3 separate regions of the Homo sapiens genome follow, and all the other regions are linked to region 3. A link is a contact called in ENCODE Hi-C or POLR2A ChIA-PET data. All regions are on one chromosome and are shown on one strand. Each heading gives the region's core, a stretch centred on a gene start or an enhancer-like site at or near the end of the contact. The rest is flanking DNA. Distances are from core to core; before and after follow the strand shown. Region 1 has its middle 14 kb from the start of PWWP2A. Region 2 has its middle 41 kb from the start of PWWP2A. Region 3 overlaps C1QTNF2 (C1q and TNF related 2).

Region 1 (3,791 bases), core at 438-2,937, 210 kb before region 3:
ATATTTGTAGGAGGGCTGGGCGCGGTGGCTCACGCCTGTAATCCCAGCACTTTGAGGCCAAGGTGGGCAGATCACCTGAGGTCAGGAGTTCAAGACCAGCCTGGCCAACATGGTGAAACCCCGTCTGTACTAAAGATACAAAAATTAGCCAGGTGTGGTGGCACATGCCTGTAATCCCAGCTACTCATGAGGCTGAGGCAGGAGAATTGCTTGAACCCAGGAGGTGGAGGTTGCAGTGAGCCAAGACTGCACCAGTGCACTCCAGCCTGGGTGTCAGAGTGAAACTGTGTCTCAAAAACAAAACAAAACAAAACAAAACAAAACAACAACAAAAAAAGCCGGGTGCAGTGGCTCAAGCCTGTAATCCCAGCACTTTGGGAGGCCGAGGTGGGTGGATCACCTGAGGTCAGGAATTCCAGCCCAACCTGGCCAACATAGTGAAAACCCATCTCTACTAAAAATACAAAAATGAGCTGGGTGTGGTGGAGCATTCCTGTACTCCTAGCTACTTGGGAGGCTGAGGCAGGAGAATCACTTGAACCCAGGAGGTGAAGGTTGCAGTGAGCTGAGATCACGCCATTGCACTCCAGCCTGGGCAACACAGCGAGACTCCGTCTCAAAATATACTTATATCTGTTTGTAGGCCCGGCACAGTGGCTCATGCCTGTAGTCCCAGCAACTTGGTAGACTGAGGTAGGAGAATTGCTTGAGCATGGGAGGTCGAGGCTGCAGGGAGCAGTGATTGCGCCAGTGCACTCCAGCCTTGGCTACAGAGTGAGACCCTGTCTCAAAATAAAAATAAATCATAGAATTTATAAACAAATGACCAAATAAGTAAACGGTTATTTCTAGGTGGTAGGGTTAATGGGGAGTTTCTTTTCTTTTTGGCCATCTACATGTCTCAATTATCCTAATTTTCTAAATTTTCTACAGTGAACATGTATTTCTTAGGGGGGAATCTTCGAATTGTTTTTTTGGCAAATAAACACATAAATAAGTGAATAAAATAGGGCCTGGTCGCCTTGTAATAGGAAGATCCCAAACGTGGGTTTTCTAGACAGGGTGTGCAGAAGAATAGGCGTAACTGGGTTCCCCAGGATCTGATGGGTTGGAGAGACAAGAGAGTTCCCATATGAGAAGCCAGAGCTCCACTAGCCTGGACATTTTGTTCTCCTTTGGGTCATGACACATTCTTTTCTGCCCTGGTATCTCTGCTGGGTGAAGGAGAAAAGCAAGTCCCAGGAGAGTCTTTCATGGACTTTAAATGATTCATAAGGCGCTTTCCTCCTCCAGCGTTGGCGAGGCCTGGGTCTTGGCTGTCTTTGTGGCGCTGCAACGGAGATGGTGCTGCTCCTACCCCCGCCCTCAGCCCCCGCCCACCCACTCCTGGCCTGGGAACCTTGAGAGGTAACCCCCTTCCGTATGAGCTGGTTCCTGTATTCAAATCCGAATTCCGCTCGGACTCAGCCCACTCCATCCAGCTCTGTGGATGCGGACTAGGAAGGGAACAGATGAAGCCAATTTAGTTGCCCTTTCTTTGTTCCCGTGACCTTGAGGCACTTAACTCAGCGGAGCTCGCGGTGCAGGGAGCCCGGCAGAGCTCTGGAATGAAAGGCAGGAGACCTTGGAGGGCTCTTGGAGCCTGCACTCTTTCGTTGTGCTTTGGTCACCATAGTGACTTCTGTCTGAAGCCTCAACCCTGCGGTTATTGCTCGATATTCATTCATAATAAGGCCACCCCTGAGTTTTCCGCCCACTGGGGGACCGAGTACCACGTGCATTGAAGTCACAAGGCGGAGGCGCCGGGGCCTTTAAACACTGTGTGTCAGGGAGGGTGGGGCGGGTCGACGCTGGGCACAGCTCAAGTGTCAGAACGCGGAGGAATTCACATTGTATCTGGTCCTCTTCCCTCAGTTTACAGAGAAGGGACTTGCCCAAGGTTTCTCAGCCCTTCCGAGGGACAGCAGGGACTAGAACAGGCACCCCCCGCCCCCGCCCCCCCCCCCCCGGTCTCCTGGCCTGTTGTTCACTGCATTCTATCACTCAGGGCCGTGCAGGGCCCATGGTCCTGGTCCAGGTTTTCTAATTTCTTGAACTCTTGGGCTAAGCACGGGGCTCACAGTTTCCATGATTGTCACTAAAGGTAATGGGAATTGATGGTAATCAGCTCATAAACCCTTAGTGAAAGGCCTAAACTAGAACTCCCTTAGCCAGTCAAAAGACTTCTAGTTCCGGTACAGATTTGCAAGTAAATTAGCTCATTTAATCCTCAAAATCACCCTGCAAGGTGACTATTATTATTCCTTTTTAAAGTGAGAAACCTGGGACTTCAACATGTGTTTGAATAGATCAACTTGGAGTCAGAAGTGAATATGAATCCTCACTCCAGCCCAGGGGACAGAGCGAGACTCCATCTCAAAAAATAAAAATGAAAAGAGGTGAATGTGAATCATGTGAATCCTAACTCTGCAATTTACTAATGATAAAGAATTGCCTAAGAACTCATTAATAAAGGCACTGCCTTCTGACTCAGGGAAATCAAGTCCTACCATTTCCTTGCTGTGTGACTTTGGACAGGATACTTGACTTCTCTGAGCCTGTTTTGCTCCAGATGTGAAAACAACATAACAATAGAACCTACTTCATAGGATCATTGTAAAGATTAAACAATGTGTGCAAATCACTTAGCACTGTGCCTGGCACTTCATAAGTAGATTCTATTATTTCAATATTTAAAAGTCAAAGACAAAAAGAGAAAGTCTGCATCCCACTCCAGACTCACCCAGAGCCCAAGGGCTTCCTTTTTGTCAGCCTAGGAACCAAGTGCTTGGAAAAAAGGACATTCCAAGGTGAGTAAAGTGAATTGGAAAGATTATTTTCATAGCTTGATTTTTGTTTTGTTTTTTGTTTTGTTTTGTTTTGTTTTGTTTTGTTTTCTTGAGACCAAGTCTCACTCAGTAGCCCAGGCTGGAGTGCAGTGGCGTGATCTCTGCTCACCGCAACCTCTGTCTCCCGGATTCAAGTGATTCTCCTGCCTCGGTCTCCAGAGTAGCTGGGATTACAGGCGCACGCCACTGCACCTGGCTAATTTTTTGCATTTTTAGTAAAGCGGGGGTTTCGCCATGTTGGCCAGGCTGGTCTTGAACTCCCGACATCAGGTAATCTGCCTTCCTTGGCCTCCCAAAGTGCTAGGATTACAGGCGTGAGCAACCGCGCCTGGCGATTTTTGAGTTTTTAAGAGACTCAAAACAGGAAAAGAAAGGAAATAGTTGAGTCAGTGTCTCTCTATAGCTTAGCTGTCAATACCTTCCAGAGCTATGCTGCCCAACACAGTGTCCACCAGCTCTGCGTGAGTATCGAGCACATGAAATGTTCCTATCCAAAATGAGATGTTCTGTAAGTATAAAGCCCACATCAGATCTTAAAAATTAGTGGGAGAAAAATATTTCAAAATATCTCATTGGCCTGGCATGGTGTCTCACTCCTGTAATCCCAACACCTATGGAAGGCCAAGGCGGGTGGATCGCTTGAGCTCAGGAGTTCAAGTCCAGCCTGGGAAACATGGTGAAACCCCATCTTTACAAAAAATGCAAAGAAAATTAGCCAGGTGTGGTGGCGTCCACCTGTAAGTCCCGGCTACTTGTGGGGCTGAGAGGGGAGGATGGTTTGAGCCCAGGAGGTTGAGGCTGCAGTGAGCAGTGTTTGTGACACTGTACTCCAGCCTGGACAACAAGCAAGACCCTGTCTCAAAAATAAAACAGAACAAAACGAAGCATTGATTTTTTTAAAAA
Region 2 (3,853 bases), core at 160-2,659, 190 kb before region 3:
TAGACTTTTTCTTGAGGCTCTCAGGAAGACACTGAAGAGTTTTTATCAGTCCAGCGGCAGGACTGAATTTGTACTTTATTTTTCATTTATTTATTTATTTTTCGAGATGGAGTCTCACTCACTCTGCTGCCTAGACTGGAATGCAGTGGCATGATCTCTGCTCACTGCAACTTCCGCCACCCGGGTTCAAGCCATTCTCCTGCCTCTGCCTCTTGTGTAGCTGGGATTACAGGCGCCTGCCACCACGCCCAGTTAATTTTTGTATTTTTAGTAGAGACGGGGTTTCGCCATGTTGCTCAGGCTGGTCTCAAACTCCTGGCTTCATGTGATCCACCCACCTTGGCCTCCCAAAGTGCTGAGATTACAGGCGTGAGCCGCCACTCCCAGCCTCTGGATTTGCACTTTAAAAAGACCCCTCTGAGGCCAGGCGCAGTGGCTCACGCCTGTAATCCCAGCACTTTGGGAGGCCGAGACGGGCGGATCACAAGGTCAAGAGATCGAGACCATCCTGGCTAACATGGTGAAACCCCGTCTCTACTAAAAATACAAAAAGTTAGCTGGGTGTGGTGGTGGGTGCCTGTAGTCCCAGGTACTCGGTAGGCTGAGGCAGGAGAATGGCGTGAACCTGGGAGGCAGAGCTTGCGGTGAGCCGAGATTGTGCCACTGCACTCCAGCCTGGGCGACAGAGCAAGACTCTGTCTCAAAAAACAAACAAACAAAAAAGGCCGGGCACGGTGGCTCACACCTGTAATCCCAGCAATTTGGGAGACTGAGGTGGGCGGATCACGAGGCCAGGAGATAGAGACCATCCTGGCCAACATAGTGAAACCCCGTCTCTACTAAAAATACAAAAATCAGCTGGGCATGGCGGCATGTGCCTGTGATCCCAGGTACTTGGGAGACTGAGGCAGGAGAATTGCTTGAACTCAAGAGATGGAGGTTGCATTGAAGCTGAGATCGCGCCACTGTACTCCAGTGTGGTGACAGAGCTAGGCTCTGTCTCAAAAAAAAAAAAAAGTAAATTTTATGTTACATATATTTTACCACAGTTAAAAAAAATTAAATGGCGTCATCTTATAAGGTCAGTTAGCAAATGGCATCATCTTATAAGGTCAGTTAGGAGCCAAATATTTATTATGACCACTTTTTCTTAGATGTAGTTCAAAAAAGTGAGAATCCAAGAGCTCGGAGGCCAGAACAAGCAAGTTGGCAAACGCGGTCTGTGGTCTCAGTCGGGGGTGCAGCTTCACAGCCAAGGCCACGTGGGACTCAGATTTGGCTGCAGAGTCAGAGGAGGATGCTCCTGTGAGTGAGTGTGAACCCACTGACCATAAACATCTAGAAGCAGGCTCCCACACACACTAAGCTCCTGGCTGGGACGGTCCACCTGCGGGAGCCCTGCGAGCAAACCGCCTGAGATCCTGTCCTTTGTTTCAACAGGGCAGGAATTTCCGAGCCTGAGGTATTTGCATTTGGTATCTTAACTACCGACCTGTTTCTGCAGCTGCTAAACCACTGATACGCTTTCTCTGAATCCCCTGATGAGCAGTAGAAAATCAGTAAGCCTGGCCCTCTCAGTTTTCATGTCATAATTAGTATTTTATTCCTTGTGGGGAGAGAAAATAGCCCGAACACCTGCTCTCCGAGGTGTCAGTTGCCGACAGATCTCCTTTGTATACTCTCTATACATATGATTTTAGAGGAAGGACCCTTTAGGAGTCTTAGGCCAACCCACTCATTTCACAATGGAGCCAACACAATGTCAGAGAAGTAAACAGACTGCAGTGCAAGGGGTGTGGTGGTTCGAATCCCTGCAGGCCACTTCCAAGCTCTGCGCCTGGGTAAGTTATTTAACCTCCGGAAGCCTCATTCCCTCACAGTAAAACAAGGATGAAACAGCTTCCTCTTGGGGATCTTCTGAGGAATGAAGGCCATGGTGGGGTTTTAAGTTCGCTGGCAGCTGGCAGGAGGGAAACTCAGCCAGCACCCCCTCAGAGAATCCTGCCCATGACAGCCCCATCTCTTCACTCTCTCTCGTTCGACCTGGTGTTATTGTATTCTTGACATTTGTCTTTAACTGAAGTTGGTTATGTGTGTACTTTTTGGTTTTGTTACCAGAAAGGGGTCCTCCTGATCCAGACCACCAGAGAAGTTTCTTGAACCTCATGCAAGAAAGAATTTGGGGAGAGTCTATAGAGTAAAGTGAAAGCAAGTTTTTTTTGGTTGTTTTTTGGTTTTTTTTGAGACAGAGTCTGGCTCTTGTCACTCAGGCTGGAGTGCAGTGGCACGCTTGGCTCACTGCAGCCTCTGCCTCCTAGGTTCGAGCTATTCTCCTGCCTCACCCTCCCGAGTAGCTGGGATTACAGGCACCTGCCACCAGGCCTGGCTAATTTTTTTTTTTTTTTTTTTTTTTTGTAGTTTTAGTAGAAACAGGGTTTCACTATGTTGGCCAGGCTGGTCTCAAAATCCTGACCTCAGGTGATCTGCCCGCCTTAGCCTTCCAAAGTGCTGGGATTACAGGCGTGAGCCATTGTGCCCGGTCTGAAAGCAAGTTTATTAAGAAAGTAAAGGAGTAAAGAATGGCAACTCCTGCCTGTCGCTGTGGCTCACGCCTGTAATCCCAGCACTTTGGGAGGCCGAGGCAGGTGGATCACCAGAGGTCAGGAGTTCAAGACTAGCCTGGTCAACATGGTGAAACCCTGTCTCTACTAAAAATACAAAAATAAGCCAGGCGTGGTGGTGGGCGCCTGTAGTCCCAGCTACTCGGGAGGCTGAGACAGGAGAATTGCTTGAACCCAGGAGGTGGAGGTTGCAGTGAGCTGAATGCGCCATTGTACTCCAGCCTGGGAGACAGAGTGAGACTCCGTCTCAAAAACAAACAAACAAAAAAAAATTAGGTCTCGTAAGACTTATTCACTACCAGGAGAACAGTATGGGTGAAACCGCCCCATGATTCAATTATCTGGCCCTCCCCTTGACACGTGAGGATTGTTACAATTCAAGGTGAGATTCACGTGGGACACAGCCAAACCATATCAGACACTGAGGTTGATTACATATCTTGGCTATTGTGTAGTGCTGTGATAAACACAAGGGTACAGATAGCTCTGGACAAACTGATTTCCTTTCTTTTGAACACATACCTAGCAGTGGGGTTGCTGGATCATATGGTAGTTCTATGTTTTGTTTTTTGAGGATGATAACCTTTTTGTAGGCTCAGGTGTCCCTTTGAATCTGAAAAAAGTCATAAATGCTCTCCTAAGACATGTAACTTTTTGTAATTTTAGGGGGCTCCCAAAGCCTCTGATATTTATCAGAGATCCTCCAAAAAATAACGTCGGCTCAACCCAGACCCTCTATCTTAACTCTTCCTACAACTTCCCCAGTGGTCTTGTGTCTTTCCTGATGGTCTTCAAGAGCAGGAACTTCCTGTCTCTCCAGGCAGCCCATTCAAACAACAAGATTCAACAGAAACTTCTTCCCTCTGGTGAGAAGTCAGCTTCCCGGCATCGCTGCAGTGAGCCTGGAGCCCTGAGAACAGGTCAGCTCCCAGCTCCTAGACGGTTCCTCAGATGATGGCCTTTGGTCCTTCCCACCCTTCTTTCCTCAAAGGCTTTTTTTTTTTTTTTTTTTTGAGACAGGGTCTCGCTCTGTGGCCCAGGCTGGAGTGCAGTCGCACGATCTTGGCTCACTGCGACCTCCGTCTCCTGGGTTGAAGCGATTTTCCTGCCTCAGCCTCCCAAGTAGCTGGAATTACAGACACCCGCCATGACGCCCAGCTAATTTTCATATTTTTGTAGAGATGGGGTTTCACCATGTTGGCCAGGCTGCTGTTGAACTCCTGACCTCATGA
Region 3 (4,089 bases), core at 121-2,620:
CACTTCTAGACCCTCCACACCCTCCTCGGTTTCAGGTTGTAGGATGCCTAGAACCAGACTCAACATCAGGGAATGAGGAGCTTTTCAAAAGTGATTTGCCCATCTAGTTCTGCCAAGTGACAGGAAACTGAGGAGGTTGAGGATTAATGCCCCGTTAGCCTTTCACCTCTGAGGCCCTTGATCTCCATGTCTTGAAGCTCACACATTAAGTGTGTTTTATGGGATAAGAGAGCCCCAAATAGAATATGGACATTTCACACGAGGAAGCCATTTCGGACCGCTGTCAGCATCAGCTTGAAACCCACTTGGGGTGGAGATAAATGACTGTCGGAAGTTTGCAACGGCATCAGCAAAAATAAACACCTGTGATGAGGTTGAACTCTTCATTATTGTTTTTAAGTCAGGGCCAATCTGAGGCAAAAGTATAAAGTAGATGGAGAATGTTTAAAAAATAAAAAATAAAAAAACAAACCCCACCATTTTCCAGAGCCATCTTTGGGCTCTTTCTGAGAAATTCTTTTTTTTTTTTTTGAAACGGAGTCTCACTCTGTTGCCTAGGCTGGAGTGCAGTGGCACAATCTTGGTTCACCATAACCTCCGCCTCCTGGGTTCAAACAATTTTAGTGCCTCAGCCTCCCGAGTAGCTGGGATTACAGGCACCCGTCACCATGCCCGGCTAATTTTTTTTTTTTTTTTTTGTATTTTTAGTAGAGACAGGGTTTCATCATGTTGGCCAGGCTGGTCTCGAACTCCTGACCTCAAATGATCCACTCACCTCGGCCTCCCAAAGTGCTGGGATTACAGGCGTGAGACACCGTGCCCGGCCTCTTTCGGAGAAATTCTTTTTGGGTCTCCGTCTCTGGAGCAGGGAGAGAAAAGTGTTGGGAAGCCACAGAGGTCTTCGGGAGCACCCTCAGATGCTGTGGTTGAGGAGCTGGGCCTGCGAGGTGACCTTCAAACCCACACTGTGCTCCATTCTCAGTGCCACCCCGGCCTGAGGACAGCTGTGGAAATGACACCGGGACAAGGGAGGCACACAAAATGTCCTCCCTTGAAGGGCAGAACTCGAGTCTTTCCTGTGTTAGTTTTCCCCTCAGCCCGGCCCAGAGCTTGGCAAAGCCGGCTGTGGGTTAGAATCGGCTGAGGAGCTTTTATGAAAGCGCATGGAAGCTGTCCCCGCAGGAGGTTCGGCTGCTGAATGAGGTTGTGGTGCCAGATAGATCTGACTCCTCACCTGGTTTGGGGACCCCGGGTGCATTCTTCAGCCTTGCCTCAGTGAGTGCTCAGGACACGTCTGCTGAATTGAAAGAGACCTTCAATGGACTGAACAACAACCTGCTTTCTGGCAGGCAATCTAGAAAATAGCCTGAGACCAGGGTGTATCTCCCAGCCTCCATGCCGCAGGCCGGGAGGTTTGTGTAGTCGACGTTCTCCCCCTAGTGGCCTGAGTGAAGATGACAGGCAGGAGGGAAAAAAAGCCTTTTCACCTGCGAGGCCTGGCTGCCAAGGGCTCCCGAGCTGCGGATGGACACCAGGATCCAGCTGCTCTTCCATGACTCGCCCTCCCTTACCTCGCCCTGATCCCGGCCCTGTCAGATCTCATCTTTACTTAACATTCTGATATTTTGTTTATCATAGAGTTTTTGGGTTATTTTTGATTTATTAAAATATTGTATTAAAATATTTCTGGCCGGGGGTGGTGGCTCACTCCTATAATCCCAAAACTTTGGAAGGCTGAGGCGGGTGGATCATTTGAGGTCAGGAGTTCGAGACCAGCCTGGCCAACATGGTGAAACCCCCGTCTCTACTAAAAATAAAAAAATAAAAAAATAAACTAGCCAGCCGTGTTGGTAGGGCGCCTGTAATCTCAGCTACTCGGGAGGCTGAGGCACAAGAATCGTTTGAACCAGGGAGGCACGGGTTGCAGTAAATTGAGATTGCGCCACTGCACTCTAGCCTGGGCGACAGAGCAAGATTCCATCTTAAAAAAAATTATTTCTGCCAGGTGCGCTAGCTCATACCTGTAATCCCAGCACTTTGCGGAGGCTGAGGTGGGAGGATCATTTGAGGCCAGGAGTTTGAGACCAGCCTGGGCAACATAGCAAGACCTCCGTCTCTACAAATAATTTAAAAATTAGCCGTGTGTGGTGGCACAGGTCTATAGTTCCAGCTTCTCAGGAGGCTGAGGTGGGAGGATCACTTGAGCCCAGGAGGTCGAGGCTGCAGTGAGCTGTGATCGTGCCACTGCACTCCAGCCTCGGTGACAGAACAAGACTCTGTCTCAAAAATATATATATTTCTATTGATTACTGTGGTTTTTGTCACCCTCTTACATTTTGTGCATGACGTGAGTGCCTCAATTTCGCTCCCCCACCCTCATCATAGTCCTGATGCAGAAGTCAGCCCACGAAGCCCCCCTAGACATAGGGAGTAAGACCCTCATCATTTGTCAGCTGAACCCTGAGGCTCCACCCAGGGTTGCGCTGGCCTGTGAGGGCCTTGTGTGTCTAGTGCTCTTTGCACTGTAATTAAGGGCACTGTAGATTCTCCAGGCTTTCTCCAGAAGGGGAATGGCCGCCTTTCAAAGTGTGTTCTGAATGAGAAAATACCCCTGGATCAAGGGCGATTTGAGTGCACAAAGATGCACTGGGTTCTGTGGTGCTTACAAATGTGGAGACCTACAGGTAGGCCCTGGTTGCTGAAGCCCACAGTAATCAGCCGAAGCTAGGAAGAAGGGCTGGGGCCCAGTGCATCTGGGAAGGCCACCGCCTTGGATCCCCTTCCTCATCTGGGCCACCATCCCGCATGATCAGCCTGAGACCTCCAAGTGGCTCACCAAGGAGGCAGCCATCCTCAGAAGAGTCAGGGGATAAAAGGAGTGCTCATCTTTGACATCACTCTCTACCAGAGACCCGCCTCAACTGCATCATCTGCTTCTGCCCCACCTGCCACAAACCCACCATCTGGAGCAACGCTAGACCACATCCAAGGAAGACAAGACCCCAGCCCTGGGCCCTGGAAGGTCTCTGCTATCATCTGCCCCACGCTCTACAAAAGAGTGACGAGTCTTCCCCCATCATTCCCACACTCTCCCTGAGGAGTCCCTGGTAGATGCCAAGGGGACATCGGTTCAATATGGGCCAAAAAGTGGCAACCACAGAGCTCTGGGGTCCAGCCCATCTTGCTGAGTTTGGATTTATTACCTGGGCTACAAAGGGTTAAGTCAAATGCCTTCAAATGCCTATATCCCTGAGGGAAGGAAGAGGAAGAAGCGAAAGGCTCTCCTAAAATTTATTTTTGTAAGAAAAAGAAAAGGTAAAAAGAACTGTTCACTGACCAAAGCTGACCCCTTCCCACAGGGGTGCTGCAGGGGACCCCAACCCACACGTCAATCTGATTGGGCCAGAAAGCCTTTCCTGAATGTTTCAGACCCACCCCAATCCCAAACCATTTATGGCCCAGAGACAATGGAGTTATTTTAAATAAACCCGATTTTATTTATGGAGATGGCCACTCCTTCTGGAACTATCCCGTGCAGCTATCCTTGTCCCTGAGGATCTCACTAGGCGGGCAGCCAGAGAAAGCTGCTAGGGAGCTGCAGCTCCAACTGAAAATTATCTCCAGCAAATCGTTTCATGGGTCTCTCAGTACCTGCGTTTTTGTTTTTGTTTTTTTTTTTTTTTTGTTTTTTTTTGAGATAGTCTCACTCTGTTGCCCAGGCTGGAGTGCAGTGGCAGGATCTCAGCTAACTGCAACCTCCACCTCCTGGGTTCAAGCGATTCTCCCGCCTCAGCCTCCCCAGTAGCTGGGATTACAGGCACCCAACACCACGCCTGTCTAATTTTTGTATTTTTTTAGACGATGTTTTGCCATGTTGGTCAGGCTGGTCTTGAACTCCTGACCTCAAATGATCCGTCCACCTCAGCTTCCCAAAGTCCTGGGATTATAGGCATGAGCTACCACATCCCGCCAGCACCTGGCACTTTTACTGCAGCTTCTTAAGCCCCCAGATCCCTGCATACTGGCAACACCTGTGCTTGGGGTGCGATTCATTTGCGTGGGATCCATTCCTGCCATCTCAGAGCAGCG

The links. A loop is a pair of places that touch in the nucleus more often than their neighbours do. ChIA-PET counts read pairs that join two places held with the same protein, here RNA polymerase II (POLR2A). Pooled maps may share reads with other maps.
Region 1: a pooled map of heart right ventricle shows a loop between it and region 3 (2.1-fold over the local background). The contact joins two enhancer-like sites. A Hi-C loop is called at or near these places in 1 of 50 pooled maps. POLR2A ChIA-PET finds 5 or more read pairs at or near these places in 2 of 52 experiments (GM12878 and WTC11).
Region 2: a pooled map shows a loop between it and region 3 (3-fold over the local background). The contact joins two enhancer-like sites. A Hi-C loop is called at or near these places in 1 of 37 single-sample maps with no recorded cell type and 3 of 50 pooled maps. POLR2A ChIA-PET finds 5 or more read pairs at or near these places in 5 of 52 experiments (H1, Panc1, WTC11 and 2 more).

What each region holds. Positions count from the first base shown.
Region 1 is chr5:160,131,972-160,135,762 of GRCh38, forward strand. No RefSeq gene overlaps it. Among named protein-coding and RNA genes, the nearest start is that of PWWP2A, 14 kb to the left of the region's middle. Within about 2 kb of position 1,688, at least 11 of the 41 ENCODE cell types and tissues checked have a DNase peak (open chromatin) inside an H3K27ac peak, as active enhancers do.
Region 2 is chr5:160,158,807-160,162,659 of GRCh38, forward strand. No RefSeq gene overlaps it. Among named protein-coding and RNA genes, the nearest start is that of PWWP2A, 41 kb to the left of the region's middle. RefSeq lists enhancers at 1,144-1,213, 2,435-3,090, 3,748-3,853. Within about 2 kb of position 1,410, at least 2 of the 41 ENCODE cell types and tissues checked have a DNase peak (open chromatin) inside an H3K27ac peak, as active enhancers do.
Region 3 is chr5:160,344,086-160,348,174 of GRCh38, forward strand. C1QTNF2 (C1q and TNF related 2) reads right to left here. Exons shown (of 3, transcript NM_031908.6): 3 at 3,669-4,089. Among named protein-coding and RNA genes, the nearest start is that of C1QTNF2, 24 kb to the right of the region's middle. Within about 2 kb of position 1,371, at least 5 of the 41 ENCODE cell types and tissues checked have a DNase peak (open chromatin) inside an H3K27ac peak, as active enhancers do.